Regions from separate parts of the Homo sapiens genome. Here region 2 is linked to region 1. Evidence: chromatin loops called from intact Hi-C (ENCODE). Cell type or tissue: mammary epithelial cell. All regions are shown on one strand. Links, peaks and the distances in the headings refer to the core of each region. The heading gives the core; the rest is flanking DNA. Region 1 holds the start of ARHGEF2-AS1 (ARHGEF2 antisense RNA 1). Region 2 overlaps GON4L (gon-4 like).

Evidence for each region. Hi-C counts contacts between places; a loop is a spot of excess contacts. Peaks named below come from ENCODE experiments on the same cell type or tissue, not always from the same donor. Only the 100,000 strongest peaks of a DNase experiment are listed, where the experiment ranks them.
Region 2: it touches region 1 in a loop (6-fold over the local background); 1 of 110 quality-filtered maps calls a loop at or near these places.

What each region holds. Positions count from the first base shown.
Region 1 is chr1:155,986,017-155,994,134 of GRCh38, reverse strand. It overlaps ARHGEF2-AS1 (ARHGEF2 antisense RNA 1), which reads right to left and starts at 2,761. Exons shown (of 2, transcript XR_001738248.2): 1 at 2,625-2,761. RefSeq lists enhancers at 3,846-3,915, 4,786-4,865. In mammary epithelial cell, for the core only: a CTCF peak has its summit at 4,571 (motif pointing right); DNase peaks (open chromatin) are centred at 2,554 and 4,604.
Region 2 is chr1:155,760,744-155,765,743 of GRCh38, reverse strand. GON4L (gon-4 like) reads left to right here. Exons shown (of 32, transcript NM_001282860.2): 21 at 1-744; 22 at 2,180-2,432; 23 at 3,370-3,554. Among named protein-coding and RNA genes, the nearest start is that of DAP3, 74 kb to the right of the region's middle. In mammary epithelial cell, for the core only: a CTCF peak has its summit at 2,150; a DNase peak (open chromatin) is centred at 2,133; H3K27ac peaks cover 1,713 bases.

The sequences.
Region 1 (8,118 bases), core at 1,660-6,659:
GCAGTGACGGAGGAAAGTAGATTGAAGGGACAATAACTGATAACCTGGACTTCCCTGGGGTGGTTAAGACAACCTGGAGAAGGTCTGACAGCCCCACAGAAAGCCTTGAAAGAGGGAAGGTTTTGGGTCCCGGCTTCCTGATCCTTCTGGGCACTCCTGATGTCTAAGTAGCTAGAAGTGGTCCCAGGAGAAAGGGAGCCTGGGAGACTCATTAGAGCAGAAGGTCGAGAGAGACATGGCCTAAGAGTGAAGTGTACAGAGGTATGCAGTAAATGCTATTTCCCTTCCTGCCCTTCCTGCCCCTGGTACTCTGGGACTTGGCACTTCTTTCTGGAGTGGGGCTTATCATTTTCAACTTTAAGAGCACCTGAGGGTTCTTAATTCTGAGACACACTGAGGCAAGCCATGATGCCAACCGGGAGTGTTGGGCACTGAGAACAACGCCCATTTGGGAGAGAGTGGAGGAAATGTGTGCTCTGTGGCTGATGCTTGGAGCCCTTCTCTTTGCACCATGGAGAGAGGTCAGACTGGCTTTCACTCTGCATATGACCAGACTCTTAGAAGAAGAAATCATGCCGGGCATGGTGGCTCACACCTGTAATCCCAGCACTTTGGGAGGCAGAGGTGGGCAGATCACCTGAGGTCAGGAGTTTGATACCAGCCTGATCAACATGGAGAAACCCCATCTCTACTAAAAAAAAATACAAAATTAGCTGGGCCTGGAGGCGCATGCCTGTAATCCCAGCTACTCAGGAGGCTGAGGCAGGAGAATCACTTGAACCCAGGAGGCAGAGATTGCGGTGAGGTGAGATCACGCCATAGCACTCCAGCCTGGGCAACAAGAGTGAAGCTCCATCAGAAGAAGGAGAAGAAGAGGAAGGGGGAGGAGAGGGAGAGGGAGAAAGAGAAATCACAACACTTTATCACTCATGAACCTTTTCTCCCTGCTACTTTTTTCTACCTTTTTTTTTTTTTTTTTTTTGAGATGGAATCTTGCTGTTGTCATGCAGGCTGGAGTGCAATGGCACAATCTTGGCTCACTGTGACCTCCGCCTCCCAGGTTCAAGTAATTCTCCTGCCTCAGCCTCCCAAGTAGTTGGGATTATAGGCGCCCGCTACCACGCCCGGCTAATTTTTTTTCTTTTTTTTTTGAGACAAAGTCTCGCTCTGTCGCCCAGGCTGGAGTCCGACCTCAGCTCACTGCAAGCTCCGCCTCCTGGGTTCATGCCATTCTCCTGCCTCAGTCTCCCGAGTAGCTGGGACTACAGGCACCCGCCACCACACCCAGCTAATTTTTTTGTATTTTTAATAGAGACGGGGTTTCACCGTGTTAGCCAGGATGATCTTGAACGCCTGACCTCGTGATCCGCCCACCTCAGCCTCCCAAAGTGTTGGGATTACAGGAGTGAGCCACCGTACCCGGCCTCCCCCTGCTACTTTATCTGCCTAAAATCCTCTCCCTCTACCCTGGCCAAATCCTAACCACTTTACCCTTCCAGGCACATCTCAAAGGCCATCTGCTTATTTCTGTTTCCTCCTCCCCTTTAAAAACAAAAACAGGCCCAGCGCAGTGGCTCACGCCTGTAATCCCAGCACTTTGGGAGGCCAAGGCGGGCAGATCATGAGGTCAAGAGATCGAGACCATCCTGGCTAACACGGTGAAACCCCCTCTCTACTAAAAATACAAAAAATTAGCTGGGCATGGTGGCAGGCACCTGTAGGCCTAGCTACTCGGGAGGCTGAGGCAAGAGAATGGCAGAATGGCATGAACCCGGGAGGTGGAGCTTGCAGTGAGCTGAGATTGCGCCACTGCACTATGGCCTGGGCGACAGAGCGAGACTCTGTCTCAAAAAAAAAACAAAAAAACAACGAAACAAAAAAAACAAGGCCGAGCACGGTGGCTCACGCTTGTAATCCCAGCACTTTGGGAGGCTGAGGCGGACGGATCACCTGAGGTTGGGTGTTTGAGACCAGCCTGGCTAACATGGTGAAACCCCATTTCTTCTAAAAATACAAATTATCCAGGCATGGTGGGGTGTGCCTGTAATCCCAGCTACTCGGGAGGCTGAGGCAGGAGAATCGCTTGAACCCAGGAGGCAGAGGTTGCAGTGAGCTGAGATCGCACCATTGCACTCCAGCTTGGGCAACAGGAGCGAAACTCTGTCTCAAAAAACAAAACAAAACAAAACAAAAGCAAACAGTGTCTTACTCTGTCACCCAGGCTGGAGTGCAGTGGCATGATCATAGCTCACTGCAGCCTTGAACTCCTGGGCTCAAGTGATCCTCCCACCTCAGCCTCCCAAGTAGCTGGGACTATAAGCACGTGCCACCACACCCGGCTAACATTTTGTTTTTTTGTGGAGACAGTGTCTCGCTATGTTGCCCGGGCTGGTCTAGAACAGCTGGGCTCAAGCAATCCACCCACCTCAGCCTCCCAAAGTGCTGGCTGAGCCACCGCACCTGGCCTTTTTTGAGTCTCCCAACTGGTCACGTGCCCTCACTCCTTTAACAGCCTAAAGCCTTTTGTTGAAACTTCTCTTGTGGCATTTGGCATATGTGAGCCAGTTATGGAGTCATCTGTGATTTGTTCTTTTGCTTGTTCACACACACACACACACACTCACCCACTCACTAGACTCTGATTCCTTGAGGATAGGAACAATATCTATTTCTCTTTGCTTGGCTTTCTGCTATATAAGTCCTCAGTAAATGGAATAAGAAGGAGACAATGAGGATCTCTTTATGTACTAGAAAGGACACTGAACTGGGATCCAGAAAACCTAAGTTCTAGCCTTGAGTCTGCAGCTAATTCACAATGTGACCCTGAGGTCACAATGTGTCACAATGTGACCCTGAGGTCACAATGTGTCACAATGTGACACATTATCCAGTTATGTGTCTCAGTAAAGTGAGTGGTGGCTAGGCACTCCTAAGTCCAGCTGACTGTGACACACTTCTAGTCCCAAGGTTTCAGAGTTCTAGAACCCTGCTCACTCTTATTTCCTGCTGACGCAGACTGGTCTGTGTGTGTCTCCCACGAACAGAGCCGTCCCAGACGTGTTCTGAGCAGGTGGAGACAAGGTGCCCGTGAGGCCACACTGGCCTCTGCCTTTCTGCAGTTGAATCCAGAGAACAACTGGAGGAAGAAGAGATGGGGAAATAAAGGAGGGGAATGGCTCGCATGCTGTACCCCTCCAAAGGTCAGGGGCTTTCCGGGCCCACGGCCGAAAACAAAGACGTCTTCAGAAGACATAGTTGGGGGCCTGGCAGGGAGCTCGAGGGCCCACTGAATACGTAAGCCCCCAGGGGACCTCCTGTACCTCCTTCCTTCCAGGCCTAGACCTTGGAGAAAATGGGAAAGTGGGAAGGAACTAGATAACTCTCTAGTCATCTCCCTCAAGAGACAACCATCCGAAGAACAACAAGAATCAAGGAGACCTGGGCCCTCAGTCCTTTCCCTGGAGAACCAGAGCTCAATCCCATTTGTGGGCCTTTGGGGGAGGATGGATGCTGCCTTCCAAAATATGCCTCTCCACAGTGGCTCTTACCTCCTTCTCTCAGGGAAGACTGAGGGTGGGAGTGGGAGGGAGGTGTGGAGTCAGGGGGAGTATCAGGACACTGGATCTTCTTGCTTCTGCCTCCCACGGTGGGTTTCATAGAACCACATAATGGTGTAATAGAACCACAAAGGAACTCAGAGAGCATATGGCACAATCTCCTCATTTTACAGATAAGGAAACTGAGGCCCAAAGAACTTTCAGAGATTTCTTGAGAGAGGTGGTCTCACGGTTGGGACATTTGGCCTGCCCCATTGCCAGGCCTTTGCCGGGCTTTTGGTTGCAGGCTGAGGACAACCCAGGATGTCTTGGATTAACTCATGGTCCCGCATTGCCACATGAGATCAGTTGTTCTTGCTCAGACTTCTGCATAGGCTTGGTGGACTGGAGCAGAGAGATCATCTCTTCCCCCTCCCTTGGAAAACCCCTGACCACTTCCCCAAAGTCAGAGGAAGTCAGAAAGAGAAGGTCCGGGGGTCAGCATGAAGAGTTCAGTGTGAGTGAACATTGTAGGGGCTGCTGGCCATGGAAGGGCACTGTCTCTCTGCTTTGACAATGGTCCCCTTGAACAAGTTCCTTTAGCTCTGGTGAGTGAACCAACCTTCCCTAGCTCCCGGGCAGGGCTGGCTGGTTTCAGTGAGGGGAGAGGACCCTGGGCCTTGTCCCTGAACTGGCTTGGGTGGGAACTCAGATGAGAAGCAATGCCTGCAGGGCTCATGGCACCTTCCTAAGGGTAGCTGGCTGAAAGCAGAGATGCCCAAATGCCTGGGCCCCCCTTATGTGGCACCAACTGTATCTCAGGGTCTTTCAAGTGTCACCCACCTTTCACAGTCAGGCATTAATTCTGCCCCTTGGTTAGAGAGGGAAGGGAGTCCTGAGTGCACTATTTGGCTGAGCAGGGGCAAAGGTTGGCATCAGCAACCAGGCAAGGAGGGAGAATTCAGCTTGCTCTTGCTGTTCGCCTTCCCCTGAACCCTGGCTTTCTTCTGGAGGCAGTACTGCCCTTTGACCAGCAGGGGCCACTCTTGCCCACAGCCAACTCTGCAGCCCTGGCAAAGCAGAGCCCCAAAGTAGGACCAGTTTGGGTCTGGGCTGTGCTTATGCCAACAGGAAGGGCTGGGCTGGGGGCAAGCAACAGGGCTGGGCTGAGGCGAGGCAGTGTTCCTCCCTGGTGCCCGTCACTGGCCACTGGATACAGACGGTAGTGGTGGCGATGTGTGTTTCAGGAGGAGACTGCAAGCATCGGGATGCCCAGGCCCCAAGGAGGCCCTCTTCCTGCAGATCCGAGAAGGACTGGACACCTTTCTGGGACTGCAGCACCAGGGTGGCTACGCCTCCCGGCTGGTACGGACAGACAGATCCCCATGAAGGCCCCTGCCTTGCTCCTCCTCTCCTGCCCCTCGCCTGTCTAGCCACCATTCTATCCTACGTCTCCTCTGTTCTGCCAGCTGCTGGGTCTCTCTGTGCCCGGGCATTGCTCTGGCTCCATCTGAGCGAATGGGAATCTATCGTCTATGCACCTCTGTCTGCTCCCCTGGGTCTGTGTGCTCTGTCCCTGACTCCGGGTACCCTGCCTCTGTCTCTTTCTCCAAGACTCTGTTTCTTCCTTTCTGTGTCGGTGCCTCTGTGTTGATGAGGGTGTATGTGTTCCTCTCTCAGTAAAAGGGCCCTGTTCCCCTAGTAATTATAACCACTTCTTTCTGTGGACCCCACATTTCCCCAATTTGGAGCTGAACTTATTTATTTATTTATTTACTTATGTATTTTGAGACAGGGTCTCCCTCTGTTGCCCAGGCTGGAGTGCAGTGGCGCGATCTTGGCTCACTGCAACCTCTGCCTCCTGGGATCAAGTTATTTTCCTGCCTCAGCCTCCCAAGCAGCTTGGATTACAGGCGCCTGCCACCACACTATTGGGGAACCTGCCCCGATAGTCATGTGGGTTCTTTTCTATTTTCCCTAAGCGTTGGCCAGTTTGATAAATAAAGGGACAGAGTACAAAAGAGAGAAATTTTAAAGCTGGGCATCCGGGGGAGACATCACATGTCGGTAGGTTCCGTGATGCCCCACAAGCCGCAAAACCGGTAAGGTTTTATTAGGGACTTTCAAAAGGGGACGGAGTGTACGAATAGGGTGTGGGTCACAAAGATCACGTACTTCACAAGGTAATAGAATATCACAAGGCAAATGGAGGCAGGGCGAGATCACAGGACCAGAGGACCAGGGCGAAATTAAAATTGCTAATGAAGTTTCGGGCACCATTGTTATTGGTAACATCTTATCAGGAGACAGGGTTTTGAGAGCAACCGGTCTGACCAAAATTTATTAGGCGGGAATTTTCTCTTCCTAATAAGCCTGGGAGCACTATGGGAGACTAGGGTTTATTTCATCCCTACAGTCTGGACCATAGAAGACGGCCACACCCAAGGGGGCCATTTATAGACCCACCCTCAGGGGTGCATTCTCTTTCTCAGGGATGTTCCTTGCTGAGAAAAAGAATTCAGCGATATTTCTCCCATTTGCTTTTGAAAGAAGAGAAATATGGCTCTGTTCCACCCGGCTCACCGGTGGTCAGAGTTTAAGGTTATCTCTCTTATTCCCTGAACAATTGCTGTTATCCTGTTCTTTTTTCAAGGTGCCCACATTTCATATTGTTCAAACACACATGCTGTACAATTTGTGCAGTTAACGCAATTATCACAGAGTCCTGAGGCGACATACATCCTCCTCAGCTGACAGGATTAAGAAAGTAAAGTAAAGACAGGCATAGGAAATCACAAGGGTATTGATTGGGGAAGTGGTAAGTGTCCATGAAATCTTCACAATTTTATGTTCCAAGATTGCAGTAAAGACAGGTATAGGAAATTATAAAAGTATTAATTTGGGGAACTAATAAATGTCCATGAAGTCTTCACAATCCACGTTCTGCCATGGCTTCAGCCGGTCCCTCCGTTTGGGGTCCCTGACTTCCCGCAACACCACACCCTGCAAAGTTTTGTATTTTTAGTAGAGATGGGTTTTCACCATGTTGGCCAGGCTGGTCTCAAGCTCCTGGCCTCAAGTGATCCACTCACCTTGGCCTCTCAAAGTGCAGGGATTACAGGTGTGAGCCACCATGCCCAGCCTGGAGCCGAACTTATTATCTGTGGAATGAAACTAAGATCTGGTACCCTGAACAATAATAATTCTCTAACAAAACAATCATAGGATGATCGATGGAGAAAGGATATAGAGATTGCCCAGCCTTCTGGCTTAAGTAAACACAACTGGGGGGATCTTCAACCAGGGTTTAAGGACCATTAAGGATACAGAAGGGCTTTGGAGACCCCACTGGGCCTGCTAGCCAGCAGACCCTGAGTACACTGAGATGTCTCAAGTCTGCTGGCTAAAGGTTGCCTCCCCTTCAGCTCATCATCTAGCTGGCCAGGGGTTCCAACCCTGGCCTCATTGTTTGGGCGCCTGTGGTTTGGGGGAGAGGCTGAAGGGAGCAGTATATAGCCTATCAGGGAAGCAGCAAAAAACAAAACAAAACAAAACAAAGCAAAACAAAAACTCCATGTCATCCCATCACCTGCTTTTTTTATTTTTATTTTTTGAGATGGAGTCTTGGTTTGTTGCCTAGGCTGGAGTGCAGTGGCACGATCTCGGCTCACTGCAAACTCCGCCTCCCGGATACAAACAATTCTCCTGCCTCAGCCTCCTGAGTAGCTGGCATTACAGGGGCCTGCCACCACGCCTGGCTAATTTTTCTATTTTTAGTAGACACAGAGTTTCACCGTGTTGACCATGCTGGTCTCAAACTCCTGACCTCAAGTGATCCCATCAACCGCTTTTCTCCATCAGCATCTTTGCATGTCTCCCCTGATCCCCATTTCAATGTACTACAGTAGAAAGAACAGGATTTCGGAGTCGAACTGACTGCTAGATCCTTCATTTATTTACCCGCTGAGCAATTTATTTTATCTTTCTGAAAATCAGAATAATAAATTGTCTTTTAAAATTGTGATTATTAAATGAACAAAAGGTGTCAAAGTATTCAGCACAGAGGCTGGCACATAAGATGAGCTCAATAGGCCGGGCGCGGTGGCACACGCCTGTAATCCCAGCACTTTGGGAGGCTGAGGCGGGCGGATCACGAGGTCAGGAGATCGAGACCATCCCGGCTAAAAACGGTGAAACCCCGTCTCTACTAAAAATACAAAAAATTAGCCGGGCGTAGTGGCGGGCGCCTGTAGTCCCAGCTACTTGGGAGGCTGAGGCAGGAGAATGGCGTGAACCCGGGAGGCGGAGCTTGCAGTGAGCCGAGATCCCGCCACTGCACTCCAGCCTGGGCGACAGAGCGAGACTATCTCAAAACAAAACAAAGATTAATGTAGGATGAATTGACCTATTTCCAATATTGAGTTTATCTATCCATGAAAAATAATGTAACTATTTATTTACTTAGGCTGTCTAAAAAAAAGTCTTCAAAAAAATATTTCTCTACCCTTACTTAGTGAAAAAAATCTATATATATATATGTATATATATATTTTTTGAGACGGAGTCTCACTCTGTTGCCCAG
Region 2 (5,000 bases), core at 1-5,000, 230 kb after region 1:
GGCCTAGAACCCAAATTAGAGCCCCAGGAACTATCTCCTCTCTCTGCTACTGTTTTCCCGAAAGTGGAACATAGCCCAGGGCCTCCACTAGCAGATGCAGAGTGCCAAGAAGGATTGTCAGAGAATAGTGCCTGTCGCTGGACCGTTGTGAAAACAGAGGAGGGGAGGCAAGCTCTGGAGCCGCTCCCTCAGGGCATCCAGGAGTCTCTAAACAACCCTACCCCTGGGGATTTAGAGGAAATTGTCAAGATGGAACCTGAAGAAGCTAGAGAGGAAATCAGTGGATCCCCTGAGCGTGATATTTGTGATGACATCAAAGTGGAACATGCTGTGGAATTGGACACTGGTGCCCCAAGCGAGGAGTTGAGCAGTGCTGGAGAAGTAACGAAACAGACAGTCTTACAGAAGGAAGAGGAGAGGAGTCAGCCAACTAAAACCCCTTCATCTTCTCAAGAGCCCCCTGATGAAGGAACCTCAGGGACAGATGTGAACAAAGGATCATCAAAGAATGCTTTGTCCTCAATGGATCCTGAAGTGAGGCTTAGTAGCCCCCCAGGGAAGCCAGAAGATTCATCCAGTGTTGATGGTCAGTCAGTGGGGACTCCAGTTGGGCCAGAAACTGGAGGAGAGAAGAATGGGCCAGAAGAAGAGGAAGAAGAGGACTTTGATGACCTCACCCAAGATGAGGAAGATGAAATGTCATCAGCTTCTGAGGAATCTGTGCTTTCTGTCCCAGAACTCCAGGTGAGAGCTGGAGAATATTCTCAAGTATTTCGTGGACTCAGTAATATGTATCACTTATTGATATGCCACCTGCTTGCTTGCTGCACTATGGATAGTCCTAAAATCATTTGTATTTGATTTGTGAATGCATTATGGGACATGATTGTGGAGTTGAGGTGAAATGAGATGGAAAGGATGAAATTTTACTTATTATATTAAACTCGTTTACACATTAAATTGAATCACCTGACCATACTTTAAATGCCTTAAAAAATAGTAATAGGCTGGGCTTGGTGGCTCACTCCTGTAGTCCCAGCACTTTGGGAGGCTGAGGTGGGTGGATCACAAGGCCAGGAGTTTCAGACTGGCCTGGCCGACGTGGTAAAACCCCATCTATATTAAAAATAACAAAAATTAGCCAGGCATGGTGGCGGACACCTGTAATCCCTGCTGCTTGGGAGGCAGAGGCAGGAGAATTGCTTGAGCCCGAGAGACAGAGGTTGCAGTGAGCCGAGATCACGTCATTGCTCTCCAGCCTGGGCAACAGAGCAAGGCTCTGTCTCAAAAAAAAAAAAAAAAAAAAAAAAAAAAAAATAGTAAATAACTGGGCACGGTGGCTCACGCCTATAAATCCCAGCACTTTGGGAGGCCAAGGCGGGCAGATCACCTGAGGTCGGGAGTTCAAAACCAGCCTGACCAACATGAAGAAACTCCATCCCTACTAAAAATACAAAATTAGCTGGGCGTAGTGGCACATGCCTGTAATCCCAGCTACTCAGGAAGTTGAGGCAGGAGAATTGCTTGAACCGGGGAGGCAGAGGTTGCGGTGAGCCACGATTGCACCATCTCACTCCAGCCTGAAAACTATCTTCAGGTTACAGAAGTTTGTAAAAGGGAACTTCTTCCCCTCTCCTGCTGTCAGGCCGAATGTCAGCTATCACTGGGATTTCTTTTTTTTGTCTTGTTTTGTGTGTGGTTTTTTCTGTGTTTTTTTTTTGTTTGTTTTTGTTTTTGTTTTGAGATGGAGTCTTACTCTGTCTCCCGGATTGGAGTGCAGTGGCATAATTTCAGCTCACTGCAACCTCCACCTCCCGGGTTCAAGCAATTCTCATGCCTCAACCTCCCAAGTAGCTGGGATTACAGGCATGTACCACCATGCCTGACTAATTTCTGTATTTTTAGTAGAGACGTGGTTTCATCATGTTGGCGAGGCTGGTCCTGAACTCCTGGCCTCAAGTGATCCACCCACCTCGGCCTCCCAAAGTGTCAGGATTACAGGCGTGAGCCACTGTACCTGGCCCATTGCTGGGATTTCATAACTCAAGGAATTCCCCTCAGGACAGCTGTAGTGGGCTCCCCATTGTTTAACTTCAGATTATCCTGATATAGCTTTGTGTTGTTTGCAATTCATGAGCCACTAAGAGCCATTATAAGTACTCTTTGGAGGGTTTTACAGGAAACAATGGAGAAACTGACTTGGCTGGCATCTGAAAGGCGCATGAGTCAGGAGGGTGAGTCTGAAGAAGAGAATTCTCAGGAGGAGAACTCTGAGCCAGAAGAAGAGGAGGAAGAAGAAGCAGAAGGAATGGAAAGCCTGCAGAAAGAGGATGAAATGACGGATGAAGCAGTTGGAGACTCTGCTGAGAAGCCTCCTACTTTTGCTTCACCTGAGACTGCTCCAGAAGTGGAGACCAGCAGAACTCCACCAGGTGAGCTAGGCAAACCTATACTGAAGGACCATTCTCACTTAACCTCATTGTCTAGAGGACAGTGTGCAGGGTGGGTAGCTTATAAACCAGGTGGAGGATTTCCAGAGGAAACCCTCTGGATCTCTTCTGCAACACCCCTCCCCCAAAACATGTTTAATGTGGTATCTTTGTGGAGAACAGATACTCAGAAATTTTTAATTCAATTCTCATCCGTTGCTAGATTTATATTAGCTTCGTTCACTTTCTTTCTTTTTTTTATTTTTTTATTTTTTTTTTGAGACGGAGTCTTGCTCTGTCGCCCAGGCTGGAGTGCAGTGGTGCGATCTTGGCTCACTGCAACCTCTGCCTCCCAGGTTCAAGCGATTCTCCTGCCTCACCCTCCTGAGTAGCTGGGATTACAGGCATCTGCCCCCACACCCAGCTAATTTTTGTATTTTTAGTAGAGATGGGGTTTTACCATGTTGGTCAGGCTGGTATCGAACTCCTAACCTTATGATCCACCCGCCTCGGCCTCCCAGAGTGCTGGGATTACAGGCGTGAGCCACTGTGCCTGGCAGTTCACTTTGTTAAACTGATTGTTACCTTATCTGTCATGTGTGGGGCTAAGACCCATGTTTATTTCAGAAAACACTGCTTGTTCCTCATCAAGACATAGTCTCTCAAAAGCACTACAGAAGCCACACTTGCTCTTTAGACTTCCTTTCTCAATATGAAGTAGCTGATTATCTTGTTGTCATCCCAATTAAGGCAGTTACACTGCAGACTCTGCGTAGAACTGACTTGACGGACTTAGTTCTCATACCATTTTCCCAAAAACCTTTTCCTTGAATTGCTCCATAATATTGAATAGGATTTGGCTGGGGTGGTGCATGTGGTGGAATGGGAAGAACACAGGTTGCAGGGACAGGGAAACAATCCTTTTCATGTGTGCTACAAGGAGAGAGCATCAAAGCTGCTGGAAAAGGCCGGAACAATCATCGAGCTCGCAACAAGCGGGGAAGTCGGGCTCGGGCCAGCAAGGACACCTCCAAGCTGCTGTTGCTGTATGATGAGGACATTCTCGAGCGAGATCCACTCAGGGAGCAGAAGGACTTGGCCTTTGCCCAAGCTTATCTGACCAGGGTAGGCAAATGCTGCTTCCTGTTATTGCCAGTCTCTATGAATGTGGCTGCTTCTTCAAGGGAGATGTTTTTCAACATAAAGTCTGTTTTTCAGGCTATGCAACAGGCTTCATATTCCTCTATCTTGGCTTTTCTGGCAAAAGATCTCTGTGACAGAACCACAAGGAGACATAGAATTCAATCATAAGTATGTTTATTGTTAGTACCCTGCCATCATCCTTCTGTTGACCAGAGATTGGCAGAAAGATGATACCACCATCATCAGTGGGAGGTTGTGACTTTACTGGGTGCGCTGATAAGGACCTTTATAGAACCTTTGGCTTGAGAAGAAAGATAGTGGGTACACTGGCCAGCAAGTGGATTTCAGGAAAATACATTGCTCTTAAGACATGAACCAGCTGGGCGTGGTGGCTGACACCTATAATCCCAGCACTTTGGGAGGCCGAGGTGGGTGGATCACCTGAGGTCAGGAGTTAGAGACCAGCCTGACCAACATGGTGAAACCCTGTCTCTACTAAAATACAAAAATTAGCCGGGTGTGGTGGTGGGCGCCTGTAATCCTAGCTACGGGGGAGGCTGAGGCACAAGAATCACTTGAACCTGGGAGACGGAGTTTGCAGTGAGCCGAGATCGCACCACTGCACTCCAGCCTTGGTGACAGGGCGACACTCTGTCTCAAAAAAAAAAAAAAAATGAACCAGGCTGGGCGCTGTGGCCCTTGCATATAATGCCAGCACTTTGGGAGGCTGGGGTAGGAGGATCCTTGAGTCCAGGAGTTCAAGACAAGACAAGCCTGGGCAACACAGGAGACCTCCATCTCTACAAAAATAAAAAAAAAATAGTGAGCTAAGCATGGTGGTGCATGCCTGTGGTCCTAGGTACTTTGGGAGTCTGAGGTGGGAGGATCACTTGGGCCCAGGTGGTTGAGACTGCAGTGAGCCATGATTGCATCAGTGCACTCCATCCTGGGCAACAGAATGAGACCCTGTCTCAAAAAAAAAAAAAAAAAAAAAAACCACACATAAGCTAACCACTTCTTGGTAGTGTCCTGGAGAACTGTGTCCTTCTCTTGGTAACCACCTGATTCCTTTATCCCCCTGGAAAGCAGAATACTGGCAATGATAGTCATAGCTTTTTCTTATCTCCTAATGTTTTACTGACATTCCTAACTTATGTATTATTTACTCTCAAATTACGCCCATGCTGAAATACATGTACAAACACATGTTACCTATTTCATTATGGGGCTGTAATCAGTAAGGAAAGGTTAGGGCTGTGACCTAGAGAAAAGCATTGCTTGGTTTTGTGGGTAGAACTGTGGAACGTGGAAGATGATTTTTCACTTGCTCACTCCCAGAAAAAGATCTTTACCTTGCCTATTGCTCTGTGTCTTCCATTAACAGTCAGATGTTAAGATCTGTTGGAGGCACAGCCTCTGATGGATAAT